Linked DNA regions of Homo sapiens: region 1 is linked to region 2. The links are chromatin loops, found by intact Hi-C in ENCODE. Cell type or tissue: Caco-2. All regions are shown on one strand.

The links. Peaks named below come from ENCODE experiments on the same cell type or tissue, not always from the same donor. Only the 100,000 strongest peaks of a DNase experiment are listed, where the experiment ranks them.
Region 1: it touches region 2 in a loop (4-fold over the local background); 12 of 110 quality-filtered maps call a loop at or near these places.

Annotation. Positions count from the first base shown.
Region 1 is chr11:68,854,625-68,862,624 of GRCh38, forward strand. LOC124902700 (a long non-coding RNA gene) reads left to right here. Exons shown (of 3, transcript XR_007062752.1): 2 at 4,578-4,644; 3 at 5,519-5,624. Among named protein-coding and RNA genes, the nearest start is that of LINC02701, 9.7 kb to the right of the region's middle. RefSeq lists a silencer at 966-1,025. In Caco-2, no CTCF peak of the experiment used is centred here; a DNase peak (open chromatin) is centred at 3,107.
Region 2 is chr11:68,628,663-68,636,662 of GRCh38, forward strand. No RefSeq gene overlaps it. Among named protein-coding and RNA genes, the nearest start is that of GAL, 52 kb to the right of the region's middle. RefSeq lists enhancers at 3,567-4,156, 4,157-4,745, 4,746-5,334. In Caco-2, a CTCF peak has its summit at 4,359; a DNase peak (open chromatin) is centred at 4,348; H3K27me3 peaks cover 130 bases.

The DNA of each region.
Region 1 (8,000 bases), 230 kb after region 2:
GGAGGTGGGGAGGGAGCGGCCGACCGGCCGAATAGCGCTGCTTTCTTTGTTTTTCATGCAACATAATTCCATGGCCAGTCCAGGCGCTGCAGCCCCCTCCCCTGCCGGCCCCGGCGCCCGCGCAGGACCGCAGAGGGGCTGGGGGTCCAGGGCGCAGTCTAGTTCCAGGGCGCCCGCGCAGCCGCGGGTCCTTCCCTCTGGGAAGGAGCTGGCGGAGGCTAGGGAGGGGGCGTGCGGGTGTCCCCCGCCTTCCTCAGCTCCTCTAAGCGCCCATGGAGAGCCCCAGTTCCGTCCCAGGCTCTCCCTCGGCTCCTCTTTTTATTTATTTATTTATTTGTTTGTTTGTTTATTTATTTATGATGGAGTCTCGCTCTGTCGCCCAGGCTGGAGCACAATGGCATGATCTCGGCTCACTGCAACCTCTGCCTCCCCGGTTCAAGCGAATCTCCTGCCTCAGCCTCCTGAGTAGCTGGGATTACAGACGCTCGCCACTACACCCGGCTAATGTTTGTATTTTTAGTAGAGACGGGGTTTCACCATATTGGCCAGGCTGGTCTCGAACTCCTGACCTCGTGATCCGCCCGCCTCGGCTTCCCAAAGTGCTGGGATCCTCGGCTCCTCTTTTGCAGACGAGGAGGCGCAGGGGCGAGTGGGGAGGGCGTCCTCGGTGAGCGCGCGAATACCCTCCTGAGTCAGCTGGGTCGGCGGCGGCTGGCAGGAGAGGCCCCCCACGGCCGGGGCGATAGCTGAAGGTGGAGGTTGACCCAGGCTGCGCCCGGGTGGAAGAAGTTAGACTGCAGGAGGGACCAGCGGGCATTGGCGTGAACCCCTCAGTCGCCCCTCCAGAGTGTGAAATTGCCTCTTTGCCCGACGCCGGGCTGGGACTGGGGGTGGGGAGAGACGGAGCAGGGATGGCCGCCCGCTGCCCGGTGCGCTTCCCGGAGCTGCGCAGAGCCCCGAGACCCGGAGGGAGGACCGAGCGCGCTGCGCGAGCACCCCCGGTCGCCTGCCGGCGCTCAGCACCGAGCACTTTTTCCTGCTCCGGGTGTTCTCGGTCCACCCTGCAGCCCAGCCCCGGCGGACCCGCCCCCGGCCCGGCCCAGCGTCCCCAGGGGCTCCCGGCCCACCCCGTCCGTTCTGGAGCGAGAGTTCACTCCCCGGGCTGACTGCTCCAAGCCCCCTTTATTAGAAGCATTCCTTGTGGAAAAACAGGAAACACTGACCTGTAAAACAAAACGCTTATTAAAATCGCCTGGAATCTTGTTGCCTGATTAGCATGCCGCTCTGCTTCCTGTTTTTGGTCTGTGCTACTTTCCATATAGTTTTCTCAACTCTTTTTGTGCGCGCTAACAAAATGGAAGTCACTTGGTATATAAGCGTTTCTGCTCGTTATTTTTTAACATTTATATTTATAAACGTTGTTTTCCTCGAGTAATAAATACAATCTCTTGAGAAGACACCGAAACTGAACAGCGAAGCCCCGTGGCCCCTCTCCCTCCCACACCCTTCCACTCCCCCTCTGGAAGTAAGCACAGTTGTGAGTCGGCTGTGTATTCTCCCAGTCTTTTTCGCATTTTATGTACCGTATATATATCTAGAAATACATAGTTTTATTTAGGAGTCGCTTTAATGTAAAGCAGATGGGGTTGTAGATACAGTTCTAGAACGGGCTTTCCCCCACTTAACAGTGAGTTTGGAAATTGCTTGGCCTAGACCTGCTTGTTTCTTTTTTTTTTTTTTTTTCTTGAGACGGAGTCTCTTGTTGCCCAGGCTAGAGTGCAGTGGCACGATCTCAGCTCACTGAAACCTCCGCCTCCCAGGTTCAAACGATTCTCCTGCCTCAGCCTCCCAAGTAGCTGGGAGTACAGGCATGCGCCACCACACCCGGCTAATTTCGTATTTTTAGTAGAGATGGGGTTTCGCCATGTTAGTCAGGCTGGTCTTGAACTCCCGACCTCACGTAATCCGCCCACCTTGGCCTCCCAAAGTGCTGGGATTACAGGCGTAAGCCACCGCGCCTGGAAGGGACCTGCTTCCTTCCTGACTGCATAATAGATGTACCACTCACAGCTGGAATGCGCCTTCGTTTATTTCAAGCATTCTCTGTTGTTTTTAGTTTGATTCCAGCTTTTCTCTATCCAACCCTTCAGCCCCTGTGTGCACCTGCTAAACTCCAGGCCTCTCCTAGGTGCAGGGAGTGTGTGCAGTCGGGAACAAACAGACACATTCCACCATCGCGGGGCTTGGGCCTGCAAGGGCAATGAACCAATACACCGGAGGTGGGTGAGGAGGGGATATTTTATTTTCTGAGAAGAGGATATATTGGGATCATTACTATGGTTCAAATACCAGATCAAAATTAAAAAGTATCTAGAGGCCACGTGCGGTGGCTCACGTCTGTAATCCCAGCACTTTGGGACACCAAGGTGGACAGATCACTTGAGCAGCAGTTGGATACCAGCCTGGGCAACATGGCAAAACCCCATCTCCACAAAAAATTACAAAAGTTAGCTGGGCGTAGTGGTGCTCGCCTGTAGTCCTGTAGTCCTAACTACTCAGGAGGATGAGGTGTGAGGATAGCTTGAACTCAGGCAGCAGAGGTTGCAGTAAGGCGAGGTGGCGCTATTATACTCCAGCCTGGGTGGCAGAGCAAGTCTGTCTCAAAAAGAAAAAAGAAAGAAAAAAGTATCTAGAGAAAAGTCTTACTCCCATCCCTGGCCTGTATGACACATGGTCTCTCGTGTATCCATCAGAATTTACTTATGAAAATATAAGCAAAAACGAGTGCCTGTATGTGTTTGCTTCTTTTCTTATGGTAAAGGGAGCACGCTATCACCCGTGCTCTGTGCTTGCATTTTAGAATCTACTTCTGTGTCTGGGTGCTCATTTCCATTAAGGTTCATTAACTTTATTTATATATGCTGCCTAAAGGGACAAAGTGCTCCATCATAAGGATTTATCTTACCACAATCATTTGTTCCCTGTGACACAAGAGTCTTCCCAGTCTTTTGCTCCTATAAACATTGTTGCAATGAATAACTGTACAAAGGTCATGTTTTCACCTGTAGGCCTCATCCCTTGGGTGGATTCCCAGAATTGTGATTGCTGAGTCAAGGCCATGTGTACAGACAGTGTTGACGTCCTTCACCGAGTTGCCCTCTGTATTAGTGAAGACCTCAAGAGAAACAAATCCTATGGGATATATGTGTACATATGCACACACACACACACACACACACACACACACACACACACACACGAGATGGGAAGGTGGGGAGAGAGAGACTGAGATTTATGGTAAGGAATTGAGAAATGACTCCCTAAATTATGCAGGCTGACAGTCCCAAGATCTGCAGTTGGCTGCTAGAAACCCAGGAGAGCAGATGCAGGGAAAGAGCCATGTCCCCCTTCCAAAGCAGTCAGGCAGCAGGAATTCCCTCTTGCTTGGGGGAAGATCAGCCTTTGGTTCCACTTAGACCGTCAACTGACTGGATGGAGCCCATCCGAGGTAGCAGGGCCCTCTGCTCTCCTCAGTCTGTGGATTTCAATGTTCATCTCATTCAGAAACAGCCTCACAGGCACACCCAGGATCATGTTTGACCAAATATCTCGGCACCCTGTCGCCCCATCAGGCTGACACATCAGAGTAACCATCACATCTCCTCGTGGGGATTGTCCTGTTCCGTAGTCCCCTTGCCCAGGTGTGAGGGTTTGCACAGGCCTGACCAGAGTGCCTGCCGAAATGTGGACATTCCTCTGTCTGAGAAGTGAAAAGTGGTATCTTGGGGGCAGTTTGCACGCGCATTATTTTCATTGTAAGTAAACCTGAGGCCGGGCGCGGTGGCTCTCACCTGTAATCCCAGCACTTTGGGTGGGTGAGGCGGGAGGTCCTCTTGAGCCCAGGAGTTTGAGACCAGCCTGGGCAACATAGCAAGACCCCATCTCTACGAAAATTAGCTGGGTGTGGTGGTGTGCACTTGTAGTCTCAGCTACCTGGGAGGCTGAGGTAGGAGAATCACCTGAGCCCTGGAGGTTGAAGCTGCAGTGAGCCGTGATCGTGCCACTGCACTCCAGCCTGGGCAACAGAGCAAGAACTTGTCTCAAAAAAAATAAATAAATAAATAAGGTGAGCATCTTCTTTTTTTTTTTTTTTAGACGGAGTCTTGCTCTGTTGCCAGGCTGGATTGCAGTGGCTCAATCACTGAGCATCTTTTTACAAATGTGGGGGCCATTTGTATTTCTTTTTCAGTATACTGCTCATATGCTTTGCCCAGTTTTCTATTAGGCTGTTGCTCTTTTTATAGATTGAGCTAAAAAAAATTTATTACCAGTGTGTCCTAAAAACAACAGTATTGAGATACAGTTCACCCTCTAAAGTATATTTCAATTGTTTTTAGTATATTCAAATAATTGTGCAACATGATCACAATCAATTTTAGAAAATTTTCCTTACCCCAAAAGAAACCCTGTACCATTAGCAAAATCACTTCTCATTTCCCCCAACTCTCCCAGCCCCGGGCAACCACTAATATACTTTCAGTCTCTAACGATTTGTCTATTCTGGACATTTCATACAGATGGAATCATACAGTATGGGATCTTTTGTGTCTGGTTTCTCTGCGTAATGCTTCCGTCCAGGTTGTGGTATGTATCGGAACTTCATTCCTTTTCATGGCTGAATAATATTCCACTGTGTGGACGGACCACATTTCAGGTCTCCTTTCAGCTATGGATGGATGTTTGGGTTGTTTCCACTCTGGTTATTATGAGTAATGATGCTGTACACGTCTGTGCACACGTTTTTTTGTGGGACATGTGTTTCCAATTCTCTTGGAATGGAATTGCTGGAACCTGTTTCAGGAATTGCCAGAGTGTTTTCCAAAGTGGCTGTACTATTTTACATTCCCGCCAGCAAAAGCAGGGCCACTATGAGGGCCCCACTTCCTCCACGTCCTCACCAACACTTATTACCTGGAACTTTGATTATAGCCACCCTCGTGGGTGTGAAGGGGGTTTCATTATGCTTTCAAGTTGCATTTCCCCAATAACTAACCAGTTTGTCTTTTTATTTGCTTTTTCTAAAATTATTTAATTTATTTTTTGAGATGGAGTCTCACTCTTGTCACCTAGGCTGGAGTGCAGCGGTATTATCTCAGCTCACTGTAACCTCCACTTCCCAGGTTCAAGCGATTCTCCTGCCTCAGCCTCCTGAGTGGCTGGAACTACAAGCATGCACCACCACGCCTGTCTAATTTTTGTTATTTTTAGTAGAGACGGGTTTCACCATGTTGGCCAGACTGGTCTCAAACTCCTGACCTCAAGTGATCCATCCACCTCAGCCTCCCAAAATGCTGAGATTACAGGTGTGAGCCACCACGCTCAGCCCATTTGCTTTTTTTAATGTAGACTTTTTCTGTAGTCAAACACTTTATTCTTTTATGGTGTCTGAGTTTTGAGTCATAGATAAAATTGTCCCTGCTCTAAGATTCAAAACAAACTTCCCCATATTCTCTTCTAGGACTGTTATGCTTTCAGGCTTTCCATTGAAAACTTGGATCCGGCCAGGTGCAGTGGCTCACGCCTGTAATCCCAACACTTTGGGAGGCCGAGGTGGGTGGATCAACTGAGGTCGGGAGTTCAAGACCAGCCTGACCAACATGGAGAAACCCCATCTCTTAAAAATACAAAACTAGGCCGGGCGCGGTGGCTCACGCCTGTAATCCCAGCACTTTGGGAGGCCGAGATGGGCATATCACGAGGTCAGGAGATCGAGACCATCCTGGCTAACACAGTGAAACCCCGTCTCTACTAAAAATACAGAAAATTAGCCGGGCGTGGTGGTGGGCACCTGTAGTCCCAGCTACTCGGGAGGCTGAGGCAGGAGAATGACGTGAACCCGGGAGGCGGAGCTTGCAGTGAGCCGAGATTGCGCCATTGCACTCCAGCATGGGGGACAGAGCGAGACAAAAAAAAAAAAAAAAAAAAAACCCAAAATTAGCCAGGCATGGTAGAACATGCCTGTAATCCCAGCTACGCAGGAGGCTGAGGCAGGAGAATTGCTTGAACCAGGTAGGCGGAGGTTGCCATGAGCCAAGATCATGCCATTGCACTCCCGCCTGGGCAAACAAGAGTGAAACTCTGTCTCAAAAAAAAAAAAAAAAGTCCCTCTCCCGTCTCCCGTCTCCCGTCTCCCGTCTCCCGTCTCCCGTCTCCCATCTCCCTCTCCCCACGGTCTCCCTCTGCCTCTCTTTCCACGGTCTCCCTCTGATGCTGAGCTGAAGCTGGACTGTACTGCTGCCATCTCTGCTCACTGCAACCTCCCTGCCTGATTCTCCTGCCTCAGCCTGCCGAGTGCCTGCGATTGCAGGCACGCGCTGCACGCCTGACTGGTTTTCGTATTTTTTTTGGTGGAGACGGGATTTCGCTGTGTTGGCCGGGCCGGTCTCCAGCTCCTAACCGCGAGTGATCCGCCAGCCTCGGCCTCCCGAGGTGCCGGGATTGCAGACGGGAGTCTCGTTCACTCAGTGCTCAATGGTGCCCAGGCTGGAGTGCAGTGGCGTGATCTCGGCTCGCTACAACCTCCACCTCCCAGCCGCCTGCCTTGGCCTCCCAAAATGCGGAGATTGCAGCCTCTGCCCGGCCGCCACCCCATCTGGGAAGTGAGGAGCGTCTCTGCCTGGCCGCCCATCGTCTGGGATGTGAGGAGCCCCTCTGCCTGGCTGCCCAGTCTGGAAAGTGAGGAGCGTCTCAGCCCGGCCGCCATCCCATCTAGGAAGTGAGGAACACCTCTTCCCGGCCGCCATCACATCTAGGAAGTGAAGAGCGTCTCTGCCCGGCCGCCCATCGTCTGAGATGTGGGGACCGCCTCTGCCCCGCCGCCCCATCTGGGATGTGAGGAGCGCCTCTGCCCGGCCGCGACCCCGTCTGGGAGGTGAGGAGCGTCTCTGCCCGGCCGCCCCGTCTGAGAAGTGAGGAGACCCTCTGCCTGGCAACCGCCCCGTCTGAGAAGTGAGGAGCCCCTCCGCCCGGCAGCCACCCCGTTTGGGAAGTGAGGAGCCTCTCCGCCGGGCAGCCACCCCGTCCGGGAGGGAGGTGGCGGGGTCAGCCCCCCGCCCGGCCAGCCGCCCCGTCCGGGAGGTGAGGGGCGCCTCTGCCCGGCCGCCCCTACTGGGAAGTGAGGAGCCCCTCTGCCAGGCCACCACCCCGTCTGGGAGGTGTACCCAACAGCTCATTGAGAATGGGCCATGATGACGATGGCGGTTTTGTGGAATAGAAAAGGGGGAAAGGTGGGGAAAAGATTGAGAAATCGGATGGTTGCCGTGTCTGTGTATAAAGAAGTATACATGGGAGACTTTTCATTTTGTTCTGTACTAAGAAAAATTCTTATGCCCTGGGATCCTGTTGATCTGTGACCTTACCCCCAACCCTGTGCTCTCTGAAACGAGTGCTGTGTCCACTCAGGGTTAAATGGATTAAGGGCGGTGCAAGATGTGCTTTGTTAAACAGATGCTTGAAGGCAGCATGCTCGTTAAGAGTCATCACCACTCCCTAATCTCAAGTACCCAGGGACACAAACACTGCGGAAGGCCTCAGGGTCCTCTGCCTAGGAAAACCAGAGACCTTTGTTCACTTGTTTATCTGCTGACCTTCCCTCCATTATTGTCCTATGACCCTGCCAAATCCCCCTCTGCGAGAAACACCCAAGAATGATCAATAAAAAATAAATAAATAAATAAAAAGAAAGAAGAAAAAGAAAACTTGGATCCACGTGGATTTTATTCTGGTGTCGGACGTGAAATATGCATAACTTTCTTCGATTTTTCCCAAGGTTGTGCCGTGTGTGTCCCTGGCAACCTGGAGGAAAGGATTTGGTCGGGCAGTTAGCCCAGTGTGGGGAGGTGACATTTGCAGAGACTGAAGACAGGAGGCACAGTCTCCTCCATACACAGAGACCACAGACGGAGAGAGCTGCATGTGCAAAGGTCTCAAGGTGGGAGGAA
Region 2 (8,000 bases):
TACACGTCAATATCTATACTGATTCTAAATATGCCTTTCATATTCTGCACCACCATGCGGTCATATGGGCTGAAAGAGGTTTCCTCACTACACAAGGGTCCTCCATCATTAATGCCTCTTTAATAAAAACTCTACTCAAGGCCGCTTTACTTCCAAAGGAAGCTGGAGTCATTCACTGCAAGAGGCATCAAAAGGCGTCAGATCCCATTGCTCTAAGCAACACTTATGCTGATAAAGTAGCTAGACAAGCAGCTAGCTTTCCAAATTCTGTCTCTCACAGCAACACTTATGCTGATAAAGTAGCTAGACAAGCAGCTAGCTCTGCAACTTCTGTCCCTCACGGCCAGTTTTTCTCCTTCACATCAGTCACTCCCACCTACTCCCCCGCTGAAACTTCCACCTGTCAATCTCTTCCCACACAAGGCAAATAGTTCTTAGACCAAGGAAAATATCTCCTTCCAGCCTCACAAGCCCATTCTATTCTGTCGTCATTTCATAACCTCTTCCATGTAAGTTACAAGCCACTAGCCCGTCTCTTAGAACCTCTCATTTCCTTTCCATCATAGAAATCTATCCTCAAGGAGATCACTTCTCAGTGTTCCATCTGCTATTCTACTACCCCTCAAGGATTGTTCAGACCCCTCCCTTCCCTACACATCAAGCTCAAAGATTTGCCCCCGCCCAGGACTGGCAAATTGACTTTACTCACATGCCTCAAGTCAGAAAACTAAAATATCTTAGTCTAGGTAGACACTTTCACTAGATAAGTAGAGGCCTTCCCCACAGGGTCTGAGAAGGCCACCGCAGTCATTTCTTCCCTTCTGTCAGACATAATTCCTCAGTTTGGCCTTCCCACCTCTATACAGTCTGATAGCAGACCAGCCTTTACTAGTCAAATCACCCAAGCAGTTTCTCAGGCTCTTGGTATTCAGTAGAACCTTCATATCCCTTACAGTCCTCAATCTTCAGGAAAAGTAGAAAGGACTAATAGTCTTTTAAAGACACACCTCACCAAGCTCAGCCACCAACTTCAAAAAGATTAGTTAGTACTTTTACCTCTTGCCCTTCTCAGAATTAGAGCCTGTCCTCAAGATGCTACAAGGTACAGTCCATTTGAACTTTTATATAGACGCACTTTCTTGCTTAGCCCCAACCTCATCCCAGACACCAGCCCTCTAGGCGACTATCTTCCAGTCCTCCAGCAGGCTAGACAGGAAATTCACCAAGCTGTAATCCTCTCTTGCCTACTCCAGATCCCCAGCCATAAGAAGACACCCTAGCTAAACGATCAGTTCTTGTTAAAAATCTGACCCCTCAAACTCTACAACCTCGATGGACCGGACCCTACTTAGTCATCTATAGTACCCTGACTGCCGTCCGCCTGCAGGATCCTCCCCACTAGGTTCACCATTCCAGAATAAAGCTGTGTCCATCGGACAGCCAGCCTAATCCCTCCTCTTCCTCCTGGAAGTTGCAAGTACTCTCCCCTACTTCCCTTAAACTCACTCCTATTTCTGAAGAACAGTAATAACCCTTATGAGCCTAATACATCCCTTCATTCTATTAGGTCTGTTCGTCCTTACCCTACTTTTTGCAACAAAGAAGTTACCCCCACCACTTAGGCCGAGCCCCAAAAAACTTGTCATCCATACTATTTTCTGTCTAGTCATACTCCTATTCTCCGTTTTCAACTACTTATAAATGCCCTACTCTTGTTTACACTGCCAGTTTACACTGTTTCTTCAAGCCATCACAGCTGATATCCCTTGGTGCTATCCCCAAACTGCCACTCTTAATTCCCTCTTAAAGTAAGTAGATGATCTTTGCTGGCAGGGCACCCTCCAATACTTCCACCCTGATGAAGTTCTATTCTTTACTTTTATACTCACTCTTATTCTCATTCTCATTCTTATGCCACCCTTTACCTCTCCCCAGCTATCTCCACCACACTATCAACCTTACCCATTCCCTCCTAGCCACCTCTAATCCCTCCTTAGTGAACAACTGCTGGCTTTGCATTTCCCTTTCTTCCAGTGCCTACACAGCTGTCCCCACCTTACAGACAGACTAGGCAACATCTCCTGTCTCCTTACACCTCCAAACTTCCTTTAACAGCCCTCACCTTTACCCTCCTGAAGAACTCATTTACTTTCTAGACAAGTCCAGCAAAACTTCCCCAGACATTTCACATCAGCAAGATGCCGCCCTCCTCCGCACTTATTTAAAAAACATTTCTCCTTATATTAACTCTACTCCCCTCATATTTGGACCTCTTACAACACAAACTACTATTCCTGTGGCCGCTCCTTTATGTATCTCTTGGCAAAGACCTACCGGAATTCCCCTAGGTAATCTTTCACCTTCTCGATGTTCCTTTACTCTTCATCTCCGAAGCCCAACTACACACATCACTGAAACAATTAAAGCCTTCCAGCTCTGTATTACAGACAAGCCCTCTATCAATACTGACAAACTTAAAAACGTTAGCAGTAATTATTGCTTAGGAAGACACTTACCCTGTATTTCACTCCATCCTTGGCTACCTTCCCCTTGCTCATCAGACTCTCCTCCCAGGCCCTCTTCTTGTTTACTTATACTCAGCCCCAAAAATAACAGTGAAAGGTTTCTCGTAGATACTCAACGTTTTCTCATACAACATGAAAATTGAACCTCCTCCTCTACGCAGTTACCCCATCAGTCCCCATTACAACCTCTGACAGCTGCCGCCCCAGCTGGATCCCTAGGAGTCTAAGTACAACACACCCCTCTCAGCACTCCTTCTCACCTTTTTACATCTCCAGTTTTGCCTCGCACAAGGTCTCTTCTTCCTCTGTAGATCCTCTACCTACATGTGTCTACCTGCTAATTAGACAGGCACATGCACACTAGTTTTCCTTACTCCCAAAATTCAATTTGTAAATAGCACCAAAAAGCTCCCTGTTCCCCTCATGACACCGACATGACAAAAAAAAAGACTTTCTGCCTTCACTATTGCTCTCAGTATTAGAATAGCAGGCATTTCAACCTCTGTCATGACCTTCCGTAGCCTGTCTAATGACTTCTCTGCTAGCATCAGACATATCACAAACTTTATCAGTCCTCCAGGCCCAAGATGACTCTTTAGCTGCAGTTGTCCTCCAAAACCACCGAGGCCTTGACTTACTCACTGCTGGAAAAGGAAGACTCTGTATATTCTTAAATGAAAAGTGTTGTTTTTACCTAAATCAATCTAGCCTAGTGTATGACAACATAAAAAAACTCAAGGATCGAGCCCAAAAACTTGCCAACCAAGCAAGTAATTACGCTGAACCCCCTTGGGCACTCTCTAATTAGATGTCCTAAGTCCTCCCAATTCTTAGTCCTTTAATACCCATTTTTCTCCTTCTTTTATTCGGACCTTGTATCTTCCGTTTAGTTTCTCAATTCATCCAAAACCGTATCCAGGCCATCACCAATCATTCTATGCGACAAATGTTTCTTCTAACAACCCCACAATATCACCCCTTACCATGAGATCTCCCTTCAGCTTAATCTCTCCCACTCTAAGTTCCCACGCCGCCCCTAATCCTGCTTGAAGCAGCCCTGAGAAACATCGCCCGTTCTCTCTCTCCATTCCACCCCCCAAAAATTTTTGCCGCCCCAACACTATTTTGTTTTATTTTTCTTGTTAATATAAGAAGGCAGGAATGTCAGGCCTCTGAGCCCAAGCCAAGCCATCGCATCCCCTGTGACTTGCACGTATACGCCCAGGTGGCCTGAAGTAACTGAAGAATCACAAAAGAAGTGAATATGCCCTGCCCCGCCTTAACTGATGACATTCCACCAAAAAGAAGTGAAAATGGCTGGTCCTTGCCTTAAGTGATGACATTACCTTGTGAAAGTCCTTTTCCTGGCTCATCCTGACTCAAAATCTCCCCCACTGAGCGCCTTGAGATCCCCACTCCTGCCTGCCAGAGAACAAACCCCCTTTGACTGTAATTTTCCTTTACCTACCCAAATCCTATAAAACAGCCCCACCCCTATCTCCCTTCGCTGACTCTCTTTTCAGACGCAGCCCGCCTGCACCCAGGTGATTAAAAGCTTTACTGCTCACACAAAGCCTGTTTAGTAGTCTCTTCACACGGATGCACGTGAAATTTACCACATTTGAAAAACATATTGCATTACAGAGGAGTGAGTGGGTGGCAGAAAGGAGGGCAGAAATAATGGCCACACTTAAAGATCTAAAGGATGGGTGGTTCCTATCACGTCTCCATTTAATTCTCCGGTCTGGCCTGCAGAAGCCAGATGACACTGAATTTAACTAGAGTTTAGAGCCGACTTAACTAGCTCATAGCCCTGGTGGCGCTGTTGCACCAGACGTGGTATCTTTGCTAGAGCAGGTAAATATGGCCTCAAACACACAGAATGTAATCCTTTGATGAGGCTAAGGTCTCCTCTAGCCCAAATCTTAATGTAATCATGGGCATGATATCTCATCACATTTGCTGTATTCTACTAGTTAGAAGCAATTACGATATCTTGTCTATTCAGGCTGCTAACAAAATACCTTAGCCTGAGTACTTTATAAACAATAGAAATTTATTTCTCGCAGTTCTTGGGCTGTGAGGTCCAAGATCAAGGTGCCAGCAGATCTGGTGTCTGGTGAGGGCTGGCCCTCTGCTTCCACGATGGAGCCTCGTTCCTGTGTGTTCACGGGGCAGAAGGGGCAGGGGTGCCTTTTGACCTCTTTTATAAGGGCACCAATTCCATTTGTGAGGGTGGAGTCCTCATGACCTAAACACCTTCCAAATCCCCACCTCTTCATGCTATTGTATCGGGCTGCAACCTTCAACATTTGAATTTTGGGGGATACCAATATTTAGACTGTAGCACACAAATCCCACCCACAATCAACAGGGGAGATTATACAAGGACATGAATACCTGGAAGCAGGGATCATGGGGTTCCCTTAACGTCTGTCTACTACACCTTCTAAAATAAAAGACAGGCTGAGCACCGGGGCTCACGCCTGTAATCCCAACACTTTCAGAGGCCGAGGCAGGAGGACTGCTTGAGCCCAGGAATTCGAGACCCCATGTCTACAAAAAATTTAAAAAATTAGCCAGGTGTGGTTGTCAGGCCTCTGAGCCCAAGCCAAGCCATCGCATCCCCTGTGACTTGCACGCATATGCCCAGATGGCCTGAAGTAACTGAAGAATCACAAAAGAAGTGAAAATGGCCTGTTCCTGCCTTAACTGATGACATTATCTTGTGAAATTCCTTCTCCTGGCTCATCCTGGCTCAAAACCTCCCCCACTGAGTACCTTGTGACCCCCACTCTGCCTGCCAGAGAACCCCCCTTTGACTGTAATTTTCCTTTACCTACCCAAATCCTATAAAACGGCCCCACCCCATCTCCCTTTGCTGACTCTCTTTTTGGACTCAGCCCGCCTGCACCCAGGTGATTAAAAGCTTTATTGCTCACACAAAGCCTGTTTGGTGGTCTCTTCACATGGACGCCTATGAAATTTGGGGCCGTGACTCAGATCGGGGGACCTCCCTTGGGAGATCAATCCCCTGTCCTCCTGTTCTTTGCTCCATGAGAAAGATCCACCTACGACCTCAGGTCCTCAGACCAACCAGCCCAAGGAACATCTCACCAATTTTAAATCGGGTAAGTGGCCTCTTCTTACTCTCTTCTCCAACCTCTCTCACTGTCCCTCAACCACTTTCTCCTTTCCACTCTTCAATCTCTCCCTTCTCTTAATTTCAATTCCTTTCATTTTCTGGTAGAGAGAAAGGAGACACGTTTTATCCATGGACTCAAAACTCCAGCGCCGGTCACGGACTAGGGAAGGCAGCCTTCCCTTGGTGTTTAATCATTGCAGGGGTGCCTCTTTGATTATTCACCCAGGTTTCAGAGGTGTCAGACCATGCAGGGACGCCTGCCTTGGTCCTTCGCCCTTAGTGGCAAGTACCCCAACCCCTTCTCTCCGTGTCTCTACCCATTCTCCACCTTTCTGCGGGGCAAGAAACCCCAACCCCTTCTCCTTCACCCTGAGTGGCAAGTCCCGCTTTTCTAGAGGAGGGGCAAGTACCCCAACCTCGTATCTCTGCACCCCAATCCCTTATTTCCATGCCCTGACCTCTTATCTCTGCACCACATGCCTTATTTCCACACCCCGACCTCTTATCTCTGCACCCCAACCCCTTATTTCCACGCCCCAACCCCTTTCCTGCTTTTCTGGAAGGTAAGAACTCCCGAACCCCTTCCCTCCATGTCTCTACTCTCTTTTCTCTGGGCTTGCTTCCTTCACTATGGGCAACTTTACACCCTCCATTCCTCCTTCTTCTCCCTTAGCCTGTGTCCTCAAAAACTGAAAACCTCTTCAGCTCTCACCTGACCTAAAATCTAAGCATCTTATTTTCTTCTGCAATGCCACTTGACCCCAATACAAACTTGACAGTAGTTCCAAATAGCTGGAAAATGACACTTTCAATTTTTTCATCCTACAAGATCTAAATAATTCTTATCGTAAAATGGGCAAATGGTCTGAGGTTCCTGATGTCCAGGCATTCTTTCACACATCGGTCCCTCTCTAGTCTCTGTTCCCAGTGCAACTCATCCCAAATCTTCCTCCTTTCCCTCCCACCTGTCCCCTCAGTCCCAATCCCAAGTGTCGCTGAGCCTTTCTAATCTTCCTTTTCTACAGACCCATCTGACCTCTCCCCTCCTCCCCAGGCTGCTCCCTCGCCAGGCCGAGCTAGGTCCCAATTCTTCCTCAGCCTCCGCTCCTCCACCCTATAATCCTTTTATCACCTCCCCTCCTCACACCTGGTCCAGCTTACAGTTTCATTCCGTGACTAGCCCTCCCCCACCTGCCCAGCAATTTACTCTTAAAAAGGTGGCTGGAGCTAAAGGCATAGTCAAGGTTAATGCTCCTTTTTCTTTATCCCAAATCAGATAGCGTTTAGCCTCTTTTTCATCAAATATAAAAATCCAGCCCAGTTCATGGCTCCTTTGGCAGCAATCCTGAGACGCTTTACAGCCCTAGACCCTAAAAGGTCAAAAGGCTGTCTTATTCTCAAAATATATTTTATTACCCAATCTGCTCCCAACATTAAATAAAACTCCAAAAATTAAATTCCGGCCCTCAAACCCCACAACAGGATTTAATTAACCTTGCCTTCAAGGTGTACAATAATAGAAAAAGGTTGCAATTCCTTGCCTCCACTGTGAGACAAACCCCAGCCACATCTCCAGCACACAAGAACTTCCGAACGCCTAAACCGCAGTGGCCAGGCGTTCCTCCAGAACCTCCTCCCCCAGGAGCTTGCTACAAGTGCCAGAAATCTGGCCACCAGGCCAAGGAATGCCTACAGCCCAGAATTCCTCCTAAGCTGCATCCCATCTGTGCGGGACCCCACTGGAAATCGGACTGTTCAACTCACCTGGCAGCCACTCCCAGAGCTCCTGGAAGTCTGGCCCAAGGCTGACTGCTTCCCAGATCTTCTTGGCTTAGCGGCTGAAGACTGACGCTGCCCGATTGCCTCAGAAGCCCCCTAGACCATCAGGGACGCCAAGCTTCCCATAACTCTCACAGTGGAAAGTAAGTCCATCCCCTTCTTAATCAATACGGAGGCTATCCACTCCACATCACCTTCTTTTCAAGGGCTTGTTTCCCTTGCCTCCATAACTGTTGTGGGTATTCACGGCCAGGCTTCTAAACCTCTTAAAACTCCCCAACTCTGGTGCCAAATTAGACAGTACTCTTTTAAGCACTCCTTTTACTTATCCCCACCTGCCCAGTTCCCTTATTAGGCTGAGACACTTTAACTAAATTATCTGCTTCCCTGACTATTCCTGGGCTACAGCCACACCTCATTGCCACCCTTCTTCCCAATCCAAAGCCTCCTTTGCGTCCTCCTCTTGTATCCCCCCACCTTAACCCACAAGTGTAAGATACCTCTACTCCCTCCTTGGAGACCGATCATGCACCGCTTACCATCTCATTAAA